Regions from separate parts of the Homo sapiens genome. Here region 1 is linked to region 2. Evidence: chromatin contacts called from ENCODE Hi-C or POLR2A ChIA-PET data. All regions are on one chromosome and are shown on one strand. The core of a region is the stretch at or near the end of the contact, and the rest is flanking DNA. Distances in the headings are between cores, read along the strand shown.

Region 1 (7,194 bases), core at 3,728-6,227, 35 kb before region 2:
AGAAGAATGATTTATTCATTTAGAGGCATTTTAAGAGCAGTCTTTGTAGACCATTGCTAGATCTTTTTGGAATGGGCTGCCTTGAAAGCAGAGAGAATGTAACCATGTGTCTTTAAGTGGCATTGTTTAGTGGTTCTTCACGGCAGCCCAAAGAGAAAGTATCTGGCATCAGATTTGCTGGATGTGCAGAGATGCCAGTATCTCTCGTTTGAGCTAGCCTCTGCGGTGTTTTTGCTCTCAAACCTGGTGGTAGAGTGACGGCTTTGATTTGCTTCCTGCCTGAAGCCTGCTTTGGATGAATTTAAAAACCTGTTTGTTTCCCCATCGGCCGGCTGAGCCTTACCCATAATTCCTGAACTTTGATTATGGGGGTTATTACAGGACAAGAGCTTCTTTGTAAAAGAGCATGTTTAATACTCTGGGGTCTAGCGTGACTAGCGGATATAAATTGTATGGAAGCAATTAAATGCGAAGGAAATGTCATGTGGGCTGAATTTAAACATAACTTGCGGCATTGATTTTTTTTTTTTAACTTACACTAAGAAGGATGGAGAGAGAAAAAAGAAAGAGAATGGAAACAGGCCAAGCGAGTCAGAGAAGCACACGCAGAGACAAGAGAAAAGGAGTCATTTTTAACATTTGGTTAAAAGTCCAAAGCCCAGAGCTAGCATTATGTGAATTATACTAGTATTATGCCATTGCCCTTTAAATGAACTCTTTAAAAACACAAATGTCAGGGAAGTATACTGTACTTGGGGCTTGTATCTCTTTCCAGTTGCTCCTCTTTATCTTAAGGCATATATGTACATACAGCAGTGATTTTTTTTGGAATATGTTAATAAACAGGCCTGAAGGAAGCTCCGTAAACGATTAAAGTGCTTCTTTCCCTAGTTTTCTCTCCTTTTATGCTCACGGCCACTGCATGCCTCTTTTCTTTTCTTTTCTTTCTTTTTTTGACAAAGTTTCGCTCTTGTTGCCCAGGCTGGAGTGCAATGGTGCAATCTTGGCTTCCTGCAACCTCTGCCTCCTGGGTTCAAGTCATTCTCCTGCCTCAGCCTCCCAAGTAGCTGTGATTACAGGCATACAGCACCACGCCTGGCTAATTTTTTTGTATTTAGTAGAGACGGGGTTTCACCATATTGGTCAGGCTGGTCTTGAACTCCTGACCTCAGGTGATCCACCACCTCAGCCTCCCAAAGTGCTGGGATTACAGGCGTGAGCCACCGTGCCTGGTTGCCACTGCATATGTCATACAGAGTAGCTCATCTTTGCACTTTTGATTAGGAGTAGTGTGTCATTTCTCACTTGCCTAGAATGTCCTACATCCCTATGCTTGGTCTATTAAGACTTAGCCAGCCCCATCTCCTGTCTAATGCCTTATTACACCAACCAACTAGAAGGGATCTCCTCCTACTCCAGATCCCCATAGTAATTTGATCTATTGGGGTAATTTGCCACTTAATCTTTTCTACTGTCCATCAGAGTGTCGTGTAAGGTTTGTTTGTAAATGAATGGGTTTATTTCATTTCTCCAACTTGCCAATTCTTAGAATATGGAACTGGTGTTGTATTGTCCTTCATGCCTAGCACATATTGGTACTAGGGAATATTTATTGAGATTAATGTTAATACTGAATATGGGCCGGGCACGGTGGCTCATGCTGATAATCCCAGCACTTTGGGAGGCCGAGGTGGGTGGATTACCTGAGGTTAGGAGTTCAAGACCAGCCTGGCCAACATGGTGAAACCCCGTCTCTACTAAAAATACAAAAAAAAAATTAGCTGGGCATGGTGGCACACCCCTGTAATCCCAGCTACTGGGGAGGCTGAGGCAGGAGAATTGCTTCAGCCTGGGAGGTAGAGGTTGCAGTGAGTCGAGATCATGCCACTGCACTCCAGCCTGGCCAACAGAGCGAGACTCTGTCTCAAAAAAAAAAAAACATACTCAATATGCTGTTAAAATAATCAAAATGTGACTGGGTGGTCACAGGCAGAAATTGATGCTTTTAGATTAGATGTAATAATATAGCAAGTTTGATGTGAAATTGAGTTTAGAAATAATAGACAACCTTTGATTATTTGCTGTGATAGAGAGTACTTGTCCTTTATTTTTATTCTATATGCTATGAACTCATAGTGACAAGAACCAAATCTTACCTGCCTTGCATAATACTTCTCTCTTTTTTTTTTTTTTTTTTTTTTTTCACTTGAGACAGTCTTGCTCTGTCGCCCAGGCTGGAGTGCAGTGGCATGATCCCAGCTCACTGCAACCTCTGCCCCCTGGGTTCAAGTGATTCTGCCTCAGCCTCCCGAGTAGCTGGGGTTACAGGCACCTGCCACCACACCCAGCTAATTTTTTGTGCATAATACTTCTCTAATGCCTGGCCCAAAGCATGGCATGCATAGTAGGGATTCATTTAACTTTTGCTGAAAGAAATATAAATGATTTTTTTCTTTTAAATTTCTACATTATTTAGATTTTCTGGTGACTCTTTCCTATGCAATAAGCCAATACATATTTATGGAGCACATACTGTGTGCCACATACTGGTACTGTGCTTAGCATAAAGGATACATATAATGTATATTTTACTTTAGAATATATTCTATTCTTTGTATTTAATTCTTAGCCCGACTATAAATTCTAAAAAATCAGTTTTTCAAGCAAAAACAATGAAGATCCAAGAAAGGAAAATTTCCTGGTATTAATTCAATATATTCATCTATTCCCAGATTATTTCCACATTCCACTTGATGGTGGAAATTTACTACCCCCTCCTTGCCTTTCAAATGATCCTAAGATCGTAACCTTTCCCAATGGAGCTGAAGAGGTAGAGTAGGCTGTTTGGGTTTCAAAGGACTTTTCAGGACACAAAGTAAATAGGGGAATTGGAGATATCAACAAAACTAATTAAGTGGATTGACTGTGTCAGTAGTGAGTACAGAGATGTCAGAAAAGCTAGTTGTAGCAAGTATTTAAACACAGCCTCAAGTTCATTTTCAGTGGTGTTGCCATCATCCACAAACTTCAAAGAAAGTTTAGCCAGATTAATCCAGGAAAATTCATTCTCCTGGGAACATCACATTCTAAATTACTTATTCATTGTTAATATCTTCATTTAAAATTTTGACTTGAACTTTTTTATTCTTTACTTGTCCTTTAAGATCACACAGACCCAAGATTTGATAAGGTTATCATCTTTTCAGATCTCAGAAAAGTGGGAAAATGAATTCCCTTTTGACCAGAATAAAGGGAAGAAGAATTTAAAATTATAAACCAGGTTTACTTTACTCATAGATGGTCATATATTCAACATTGCCTTTTTTTTATTTTAAAAAACTGCCCAAGTCATAAATAAATGCATTCTTGCTTTAAGAAATTCAGCTAAAGCAATAGACTTTCTTGACCCTCTATCCCCAATCCTGCTCATCTCCCCAGAAGGAGAGCCCATTTCTCAGTTCAGGGACTGTCCTTCAGACTTATGCATGTAGAAACCAATGATTCAAGTTTTTCTTCTTCTCCTTCTTCCTTCTTCCTCCTTTCTCCTTCCTCCTCCTCCCTCTTCCGCTTCCTCTTCTCCTCCTACTCTTCCTCTTCGTCCTCCTTCCTCTTCTTCTTCTCCTTCTCTTTCTCCTTCTCCTTCTCCTTCTCCTCCTTCTTCTTCTTCTTCTCCTTCTATATATTGTACCTTAACTTCGTTTTTACCCACCACTTTAAAGTATTTTGTTCTATGACAGCAGCTAGAGATCTTAATACGTTACTCCATTTCATGGCTATACACAGTTTATTTACCCGTTTTCCTAGTAATGGGACTGTAATGTTACTTAAACCTCATCTCAAAGACCTAATATAAATTAAATTCTAGCTTCATTTGAATCTTTCATCACTTTGAAGGGAGATTTTTAGTAATTATCAAAAGATATGAGATCAAACAAGTCCAATTACTAAAAATACAATGCATTTGTATGATAATTTAAACTTCTTTTAAATATGGAGACCCAGAGCACTGTATCCCCAGCACTCCTGTGAGCTAGCCAGGAGAAGAGGAACATTGTCACAACCACATGAAGAAGAGGGTAGAGCAGGGCCCCCTTCTGCTGATTTCTGATTATACAGGGCTCTTTGGTCAAGATCACAGAATGTGTTTCTCCCTCCCATGCAAGAAAGGCAGGGATTCCTCCTCTCCTCTTTAGTCTTCCATCCCTGCTCAGAGCTTTTTGGCTAGCATTGTCAATTCAAGGTTTGGCCTCAGAGTCTTTGATTTAAGTTGTGAGGGGACAGACATGGTGAGGATATACCGTGGCCGGGTCTGGAGGGTGAGCTACTGAGAATCAGGGCAGGGAAGAGGCTCAGTGGTTGCTGGTGCTGAGGTAGTGTCTGGAAAGCACATCCGTGTGAAAGGGCGAATGCCAGCTGAGCATGGCCTTGGGTCACTGGCTGCCTTGCAAACAGGAGCTCCACAGGAGAGGTGGACTTGCACAACAGCAGCCTGACAGATCCAGGGTCTTTCACTTGCTTCTTTGGGATCCTCACCAAGCATGTCATTCAACCATTTATTGTGCATGGACCTTGGTAGGGAATAGGCATTGCTCTGTTTTCTGATTTATTTCTCCTTGAAAGCCCATTCTCAAGGGCAGGGAACATGTTTTATTCTTCCCAGAACCTTAGGATAAATAAACGGGAAAAAATGAGTGAAAAAGGAAACTTTGGTGGGAGATAATGAGGCTTTTCCTTACTGCTCTTATCTTTAGAAGCTGGGTCACAGACATCTTAATATGCATTTACGTGTATTTATTTAACAAACGTGTACCTAGCACTTACTTTGTGCCAGGCATTGTTCTCACACTGTTCACATTTAATTATGCCAAGAACTCTGACAGAAACACTATTTTTATCCCCACTTTGCTCAGAAAACTGATGTACAGGGCATTTAAGGAACTTGACCAAAGCCGCACACTAGTAAGGACTTAAACTTGGGCAGTCTGGGCCCAGAGCCACCCTGGCTCTCCTTTTCCCTCTCACCGGTCTTGACATGGTTGGGTCTTCATTATTTTTCCCTTTCTGGACCTCTCATCTTTCCTTCCTCTTTCTCCATTCCTGTTGCCTCCACCCTACTGTGTGATGTGATCATTTATTTGTAGACTGCAGCACACTAGCCTCTGACTTCAGTCCTTTGCACACCACAGCCAGGCTAATCTTCCTTCATGATGGCTCTCATCACCCTTTTCCTGCTACAGAACTCTTCTTGGTGTCCTGTCCTGTCAGGGCTGATCTCCTGCCTGGTTCCTAAACCTCTAGAATCTGACAGTGTGACCCTGCTCATCGAGCCTCACTTCCCTTGCAACCCATTTGCTGCCACCCACAGCTCCTGGCAGTGCTTGTACCCCTTCCCTGGAGCACCCTCACTCACCTCTTCCCTGACCCTCCATCAGTTCATTCTGCCATGGATTTCCTTCTAGGTCTCACCTCCTGCCTGACTACACAGCTCTTAGTGTCCGCTCCACCCCTGAACCCAGTCTACAGGCTGTTGGATTTCATTGTTCCTGGCTTCAAAAAGCCTGATTAGGTTTAAACTCTTTGGGGGTCTACCATTATACCTAGCACTGAGCTGGGTCCCAAAGGACATTGTTGAGTACTGGGATTAGTAGGTAGGACGCTTGCCTAATATTGGACTTTTTACTTGGTTTCCTCACCCTTAAATGAAGAACTTAAAGGAGATAATGGCCAAGTTTCCTTTTAATTTGCTTAACCAATTACACTTGCATATATATTTTATTTTTTAGAGACAAGTTCTCACTTGTCACCCAGAGTGTAATGCATTGGCACAATCATAGCTCACTATAACCTCAAACTCGTGGGCTCAAGAGATCCTCCCACCTCAGCCTCCTAAGTAGCTAGGACTACAGGTGTGCGTCACCATGCCTGGCTGGCTTATTTTATTTTTGTAGCGATGGGGTCTTCCTATGTTGCCCAGGCTGTCCTTGAACTCTTGGCCTCAAGCCATGGTCCCACCTCAGCCTCCCAAAGTGCTGGGATTACAGACGTGAGCCACTGTGCCTGGCCATACTTATTTTTTAACAGCTTCATTGATATATAATTTACACAGCACATAATTCACTCATTTTAAGTGTGTAATTCAATAGTTTTTAATAGATTCAGGTATGTACAACCATCATCACAGTCAGGTTTAGAACATTTTCATCACCAAAAAGAGAAGCCCCAACTAACTAGATAGCTATTAGCCATGCCCCTCTCCTCCACATTCTCATCTTCACCAGTCTTAAGAAATTACTAATCCACTTTATGTCTCTGTAGCTTTGTTTATTCTGGAAATTGTATGTAAATTGAATCATATGATATGTAGTCTTTTATGAGTGGCTTATTGCACTTGGCATAATGTTTTCAAGGCTCCTCTATGTTGTAGCATACATCAGAACTTCATCCTTTTTATGGCTTAATAGTATTGCATTGTATGGATATACCACATTTTGTTTATCCATTCATTTGTTGGTGGACTTTTGGGTTGTCTCCACCTTTTTGAAAATTACATCCATTTTTGAGTGGAAAATGATCTTCCTTTAGTGGCTTCTACAGTTGCCAACAGCAGTTTCCCTCTACTGCTTTAAAGGTAGGGATCTGGGCTTAATGGCTTTGTTTGCGTTGTGTGGATGGACAGGTTGGATGCTTGGTCATCAATGTCAGAGAGCAGTCATAGAGAGTACTCATGAGCTTTGTAATCAGACGTACTGGTTTGAATCATGGATCTGCCACATAATGAGCTTACATAACTTCAGGAAGCACGTTTCCTCGTTGGTAAAGTGGGAACTACCTTGCCTGTTTCCTTAGAGTCAGAGCTATGCTAGAAACTACGTGGCCTTGGGGCAACTCAACCAATGCAGAGGGACCTCAAGGCTATAAAAATAAATAAGTAAATAAATTTTAAAAAGTAAAAATTATTTTTTAAAAAGTACTCTCACGCCCGTAATCCCAGTACTTTGCGAGGCTGAATCCAGGCAGATCGCTTGAACCCAGGAGTTTGAGACCAACCTGGGCAACATAGTGAGACTCTGTCTCTACAAAACATGCAAAAAATTAGCTGTGGATAGTGGTGGGCGCCTGTAGTCCCAGCTACTCAGGGGAGCTAAGGTGGGAGGATCACTTGAGCCTGGGAAGTTGAGGCTGCAGTGAGCCGCT
Region 2 (6,599 bases), core at 3,084-5,583:
ATCACTGTCATGATTTCATCAGTGGGGCAGTTCACAGCTTTAGGGCATGCCAATGAGCTGTATCACTTCAGAGTTAACCAAAGAAAGAAATGTAATGGGGGATGGAGAATGTAATTAGAGTGGAGTACAAGGGGGGGGTGGGGAACCTTTGTAACTAAATTATTAGCATTATCATGAAGAAACTGTCTTTTGAATTGTTTTTAAGCTAAAGAAATCATAAAGCAGTGTTTTTATGTGACTATGTAATTCCCCTTGTATTTGAGGTTAATATGCTGCAAATTCTTCATAAATCTTCATTAAGATGTCAAAATTCCTTGTGAAGCCTGTCTTCATTTGCATTCCCTTGTACAGTTATTAACAAAGACCCTTTATGTCTCTGCCCAGCTTGATTTCAGTCATGAACTCCATTTTCCTTTTATTATTTCATAGAATCTGGTTCCTTGATTGAACTTAGTAAATCATTTCTTGAGGACTTGGTGGGAAGCCAGAGAGTGGTAGTGAGGGGGGCAGTTTATGAGCCCAGGGTGGGTGGAGACCCTTGTTCCTCAAAGCAAGACATTATTAACTTTAGAGTCTCCTCTTATCAGATCTTAAAAATTCTTGCCCAAAGTTAATAGTTTTTGAAGTTTGCAAATAGATTTCTACAGTTGAAACCTAGAGTAGAAAGAAGCCTGGTTATTTATTTATTTATTTATTTATTTATCTTTGGCTTTAAAATTAGGCTTTTCTGGCCGGGCACAGTGGCTCATGCCTATCATCTCAGCACTTTGGGAGGCCCAGGCAAGCGGATCACTTGAGGTCAGGAGTTCGAGACCAGCCTGGCCAACATGGTGAAACCCCGTCTCTACTGTAAATACAAAAATTAGCTGGGTGTGGTGATGCTGTAATCCCAGCAACTCGGGAGGCTGAGGCAGGAGAATCTCTTGAAACTGGACAGCAGAGGTTGCAGTGAGCCGAGATCGTGCCACTGCACTCCAGTCTGGGCAACAGAGTGAGACTCCGTCTCAAAAAAAAGTTGGGGGGGAAGCCTTTTCTCACCAATTGAGTGTCAGTGTGGCCAGTGTAAACAAGGATGAAAATAGCTATTTGAGGGGTTTGGTGGCCACTTTAAAGTTGTGTCAGGGCAATGATCAACACTAGAGTTTCAGTTCCTGTTGAGATCTGTGCTCTCTACCTTTCAGTCTGTGAGACTGAGTCGGAATGTCCCCAAGTATTTAGGACCCTGTGACTGCTGGAATTTCAGGGTTGCTCAGGGTCCAGAGTGAAAAGAACGCTGCTGCCAATAACGCCTTCCCATCTTGGGTTGCCTTTGTTCACATAGCTTTGCTTATTCTTTAATCCAAATCATCAGCTCATTCCAAAATAGTTGCTAGCAAAAATACATGTGAATGCTCATTCAAGAATATAAAGGATATTAAAATATCCTCTTATATCATGACTCTGCAGACGGAAAATTCTACCTGAACTTTGCCTTTGGTTTTCTTAACATTTCCTCTTAGCCCTACGTAGATACATTTTTCTCCTGTGGGGGAAAATTTATTGTTTCCTCATTTTCCCCCAGCATTATTTGAGTGTCTGCAAATGCATATTGGTAGTTTTTCTAGTAGGACCTGGTTTGTGGTTGTTAATGGTAAATGTGAAAATTAGATGTAGTCCAGGCTCAAAAGGAGTTTAAAATCTGATAGAAATAAGACTTTCCACAACCACTAGTGTGGCAAAATCTCTGTGGGTAAATGTAACTTCAAGCATAATGTACCCATCTCTCACATTTTGCTCAAGTTGAATTTCTTCCGTTCTGAGGCAGCCACTCCCTCTGTACCATATGATTACATGGCTTGCTTACTTGCTGTACTGCCTTTAGCATTGTCGGTTGGGTGTTTTAAACCTGCACGTTTTATTTCTCAAGTAGACCGGAGGATCCTTAAAAGGTAGCCAAAGAATAGAATTATATAATATTTTAAAAAGTAAAAAAAAAAAATAATTTTTTTCATATTCTGGGTCATTGTAGCTTTGTTTACAAGGACTTTACATGTTGAAGAATTGGAGGATGTATTAGTTTTGGGTTTTTTAGGTTGGTTTTTAGAGAAGTATTAGGAAGTTCCCAAGGGGATTGACCTTGTAGTTTCAAGAAAAGGAGAAATGGTCATGCCTGGGCATTTTTGGGTGCTTTGTTTGAAATATGCATCCACTTGGCTGGGTGTGGTGCCTCATGCCTATAATCCCAGCATTTTGGGAGGCTGAGGCAGGTGGATCACTTGAGGTTAGGAGTTCCAGACCAGCCTGGCCAACACAGTGAAGCCCCCTCTTTACTAAAAATACAATAATTAGCCAGGTATGGGGGCTCACCTGTGTCACCTGTGGTCCCAGATACTCAGGAGGCTGAAGCACTAGTATTGCTTGAACCTGGGAGGCAGAGGTTGCAGTGAGCTGAGATGGCTCCATTGCACTCCAGCCTGGGCAACAGAGTGAGACTCTGTCTCAAAAAGAAAGAAAAACTATAAAAAATTATAAAATATGCATCTACCTCTTGAAATTGATACATTTTTGAATTTGGAAATGTTGAATAATTAGAGCCTGAGCATAGGTCTATGTTTTGCTAAGATAATGTACTTGGGAGGGTGGTTAAAATAGTCATTAATTTTGGTCACAAATTTAAACAGAGCTTGCTTGACAGGGACAGCTTCTCTCTGTTTCATGCAGTGTCATTTGGAGTGGCTTGACTGGGGGACAAGGGATTAATTTTCAAGGGGGCTCACCCACATGACTAGCAAGTTGGTGTTGACTGTCAGCCAGGCAACATTTTCTTTCCAAGTGGGTCTCTCTACAAAATGCATGAGCTTCCTTATGGCATGGTGGCTGGGTTCCAAGAGTGAGCATTCCATGAAACAGAAAGTAGGAGCCATGAGTTGGTGCCGGAAACTGGTACATCATATTTACCATATTCTATTGGTCAAGCAGTTGATAATGTGAATTTTAAATAGGAAATTTTATGACTCATGGAAAGACTTTATTTGGATTTCATTTAATGTATCAAATGGGTACCCCAGGGTGGCTATTGCCTTGAGGAAGGTGCTTTATTTCCACTAATGTATAAAGGAAGGTGCCAGGCCCATGAGGTACAACTAATGCTTATTATCAATTTTATTTTATTCTTCCCCTTCAGGTGAGTGGAGTGAGTGTCAAGGACAGAGGACTGAGGTCCCAGCTTGAGGTGCTTGGAGGGACAGAGAAGAATCAGGGTGAGGAAGCTGTCAGGCTCCTCTTTTCCCTTTTGGCCCTGTGACTTTATTAGCTTAACTAATACTTCATAGTGTTTGCTATGTACCAGGCACTTTACATATATTAACTCAATTATATTCCCATCGGGGACTGTGTTACAGGTAGAATCTTAATTAAAGCTACTGCTACTGATTCTTAATAATGGCATTACTTGAAGAGATTATTATTAATAGGCCCTTGCCCCATTTGATTACACTGTGTGATATACAGTTGTCCCTTGGTGTCCGGAAAGGATTGGTTCCAGGACCCTGGAAGATACAAAAATTTGACGACGCTCAAGTCCTTTATAGACAATGTCATCATATTTGCATAAAGCCTATACACATCCTCTCTTATACTTTAAATCATCTCTAGATTTACTTATAATACCTGATAAAATGTAAATGCAATGTAAATAGTTGTTATACTGTATCATTGTATTGTTTTTTATTTGTATTCATTTTTACAAATTGTTGTACTATCATTATTTATTTTGAATATTTTCAGGCCAATGTTGGTTGAATCCCAGGATGTGAAACAGGTGAAGATGAAGGGCCCATTATATACCTTGTCGCTATTTAAAGATGTCTCAAACTCTTGGAATTTTGATGTTTTTGAACATGTAACTTAATGGATCCTCCTTCATATTATTGTAGTTTCTCTTAATACTAAAGTAGATATTATTGCCTTGGTGTATTTTACTTTTAAGTTTAAAAAATTTTTGATTTAATGATACTCTTGAGGATTTTAGTTTGGGATATTACCACTGTCAAAGCTGGCAGGTTCTTCACTTGATTAAGTCTTATTTCCACTCAACACCATTTAAGTAGTTTGAGACTGGTTATAATGAGCATTGGTACAGGACTGGCCCCTCTTTTCAGTCAAGGTCAGTTGGCAACAGCTATACACTGTTTCTTTATTTTGGAAAGGTTTTGCTTGCGCAAAGACTTACTCTTTTAACCAAATCCTGCTTTTCATCTGTTTTTGATGGCAACAGACCATATTTCCCAGCCATTTGCAAACAGTGCCTGTCTGGCGGGATTTCCTGGACACAGCCCTTGACAACCATTACTGGCCAACTTTTGAACTTCAGTGTTTAACCTGGTTATTTGTTCTGTGTTTTCTGCCATGGGCCATGGGAACCATAAGCTTATCCTTTTGAGACTAGCAGAAGGTCCAAGAACAATCCATTTGCTAATTGGACCCATTGCTTTCCCCAGCCCATTAACCTTCATGAATCAAATCTTCCTTCCAATATCCAGCTATTCATCTACAAGTCAGTACTATGCAGAGTGATACTTTCTAACCAAGGTGCCTATGGTAGACCTTGGTCATTGCCATTTTGGAATCTTTACCTTATGGACTGATATAATCCAAACATGTCAGTGTGTCATAAAAATTGGTTGGCCAATTAAAGATAATTTGATAGTGCAAATATCATTAAAATTGTTCTTATGTACAAATAATAATTTAAAAATCCATATATAATGACTTACAAGTAATAAGGCCGTACTTTTTTCACTCTAAAAAAAATAAGCAAATGATAAAACATTCATGCTCTTTGACCCAGTGGTACTGATTCTGGGGCTCTAGCCTAAAGAAATAACTCAAAACATTGAGAAAAGCTTATGCTTATGGATGTTTGTTGAAGCATTATTTGTAATGAATAAAGAAAAATATAAATATCTAACAGTAAGGAATTGTTAATTAAATTATGATGTTGATGAAAGTTTTTAACGGCATTTGAATATTGTTATGATGTTAAATGAAAAAAAAATGGAATACAGCATTTTCCACAATATGGTCACAGCCATGGAAAAAACATGCATTAGAAAAAAGACAGAAACCAGCCAGGCACAGTGGCTCACGCCTGTAATCCAAGCAATTTGGGAGACACTAGGAGACACTAGAAAGAAGATTAAAGAAAATTTCAAGAGTGCTTGGCTTGAGTGCCAGTCAGACTTGGGTCCAAATTCCTACTCTTTTACTTATGAGCTATGTAGCTTCAGGCAAGTCTTTTAAACTTTTGAGCCTCAGTTTCCTCATTTATAAGATGGGGATAATAATTTTTCCAGGATTATTGTGAGTATTAAATGAGATAATGATACAAGTAAAATTCTTGATAATCTATAGGCAACCAACAGCTGGATGGTGGCAAGTACTAATTCGTAGCTTCAAGATGTTCTCAGTTGTATTCTTGACTTTGGCATTCTTCTGTTACGTTTGCACTGATTTTTGACATGCTGCTAGGAGACAGGTAATGTGAAGGATCTATTGGGGGGTTTGCCTTTACGGCTTTTCTGGTACATTGTAGGTCAAACACCAACACCTGTGTTAGGCCCTGTCACATATTCAGGGACCTTCACTGTTCACCTGAGCTTAACCAACAACACTCACCTGCAGGCATGCACTTGAGTACAGATGCTGCTTGTTTTGAGTGAAGCAGATACAGAAAATCTTTAACTACAATCCCATTTATAAAAGGGTGGAGCTTATTTCTTTTAAAAAATAATCATTCCAAAAAGATTTGCACAGAATTAATTTTCAAAGGGTGACCTCTCTTGTGCATTTAAAATGTGATTCAAGCAAACCAAACAAAAAAAGGATTCGGCCTACACTTTCAGTGGCACGAAGTAAAGTGCACTTGTGTCCAAGGTTGGACTCCTTGCTTTTCTTCCAAGCATCTTTCCCAGTCTCATCATTTACTAGTTTATATTTTAAACTTAGCTTCAGAATGCTTATGCTGATGTTAATGAGTCTATCTTCAAATGCTATTTTAGTTTATCTTTTTTACTTTATTTTATTTTTTTTTGAGACAGGATCTCACTCTCACACAGCTCACAGCAGCCTCACCCTCCCTTGAGCTCAGGTGATCCTTCCACCCCAGCCTCTCGAGGCACTGGGACTTCAGGTGTGCGCTGCCACGCCTAGATAGATAATTTTTCTTTTTTTCTTTTTTTTTTCCTTCTTCTTCTTCTTCTTCTTTTTTTTTTTTTTTGTAGAGCTGGGGTTTCACCATGTTGCCCAGGCTGGTCTCGAACCTCTAGGCTCAATCTATCACCCATCTTGGCATTCCAAAGTGCTGGGATTACAGGCTCCTGGCCTATTTTAGTTTCTCTCTGTTCTTTATAGTGGATCCTTAAGGCATAGAGAATTTTAGGAAGAGTATGAGCATGGAATAGTAAAGTCATTGTTGTCAGCATACGACAGAGGGAAAGTCACTGAGTCTTTTTGATCCTTGGCTTCCTTATCAATAAAATACTAATATTGGCACTGTTTACCTAACAGTTATTGTGAAGCCAAATCACAATAGCTAACATTTATTAAACAATTATGTGTTC

The links. A loop is a pair of places that touch in the nucleus more often than their neighbours do. ChIA-PET counts read pairs that join two places held with the same protein, here RNA polymerase II (POLR2A). Pooled maps may share reads with other maps.
Region 1: a pooled map of ovary shows a loop between it and region 2 (1.9-fold over the local background). The contact joins two enhancer-like sites. A Hi-C loop is called at or near these places in 11 of 168 maps with a recorded cell type or tissue (Caco-2, Calu3, GM12878 and 8 more), 15 of 37 single-sample maps with no recorded cell type and 16 of 50 pooled maps. POLR2A ChIA-PET finds 5 or more read pairs at or near these places in 16 of 52 experiments (A673, AG04449, AG04450 and 12 more).

The regions. Positions count from the first base shown.
Region 1 is chr3:149,631,976-149,639,169 of GRCh38, reverse strand. The region is part of intron 2 of WWTR1 (WW domain containing transcription regulator 1); the gene reads left to right. Among named protein-coding and RNA genes, the nearest start is that of WWTR1-IT1, 16 kb to the left of the region's middle. Within about 2 kb of position 4,977, at least 3 of the 41 ENCODE cell types and tissues checked have a DNase peak (open chromatin) inside an H3K27ac peak, as active enhancers do; they include endothelial cell of umbilical vein, where a contact is called at or near this core.
Region 2 is chr3:149,597,090-149,603,688 of GRCh38, reverse strand. The region is part of intron 2 of WWTR1 (WW domain containing transcription regulator 1); the gene reads left to right. Among named protein-coding and RNA genes, the nearest start is that of WWTR1-IT1, 52 kb to the left of the region's middle. Within about 2 kb of position 4,333, at least 5 of the 41 ENCODE cell types and tissues checked have a DNase peak (open chromatin) inside an H3K27ac peak, as active enhancers do; they include endothelial cell of umbilical vein, where a contact is called at or near this core.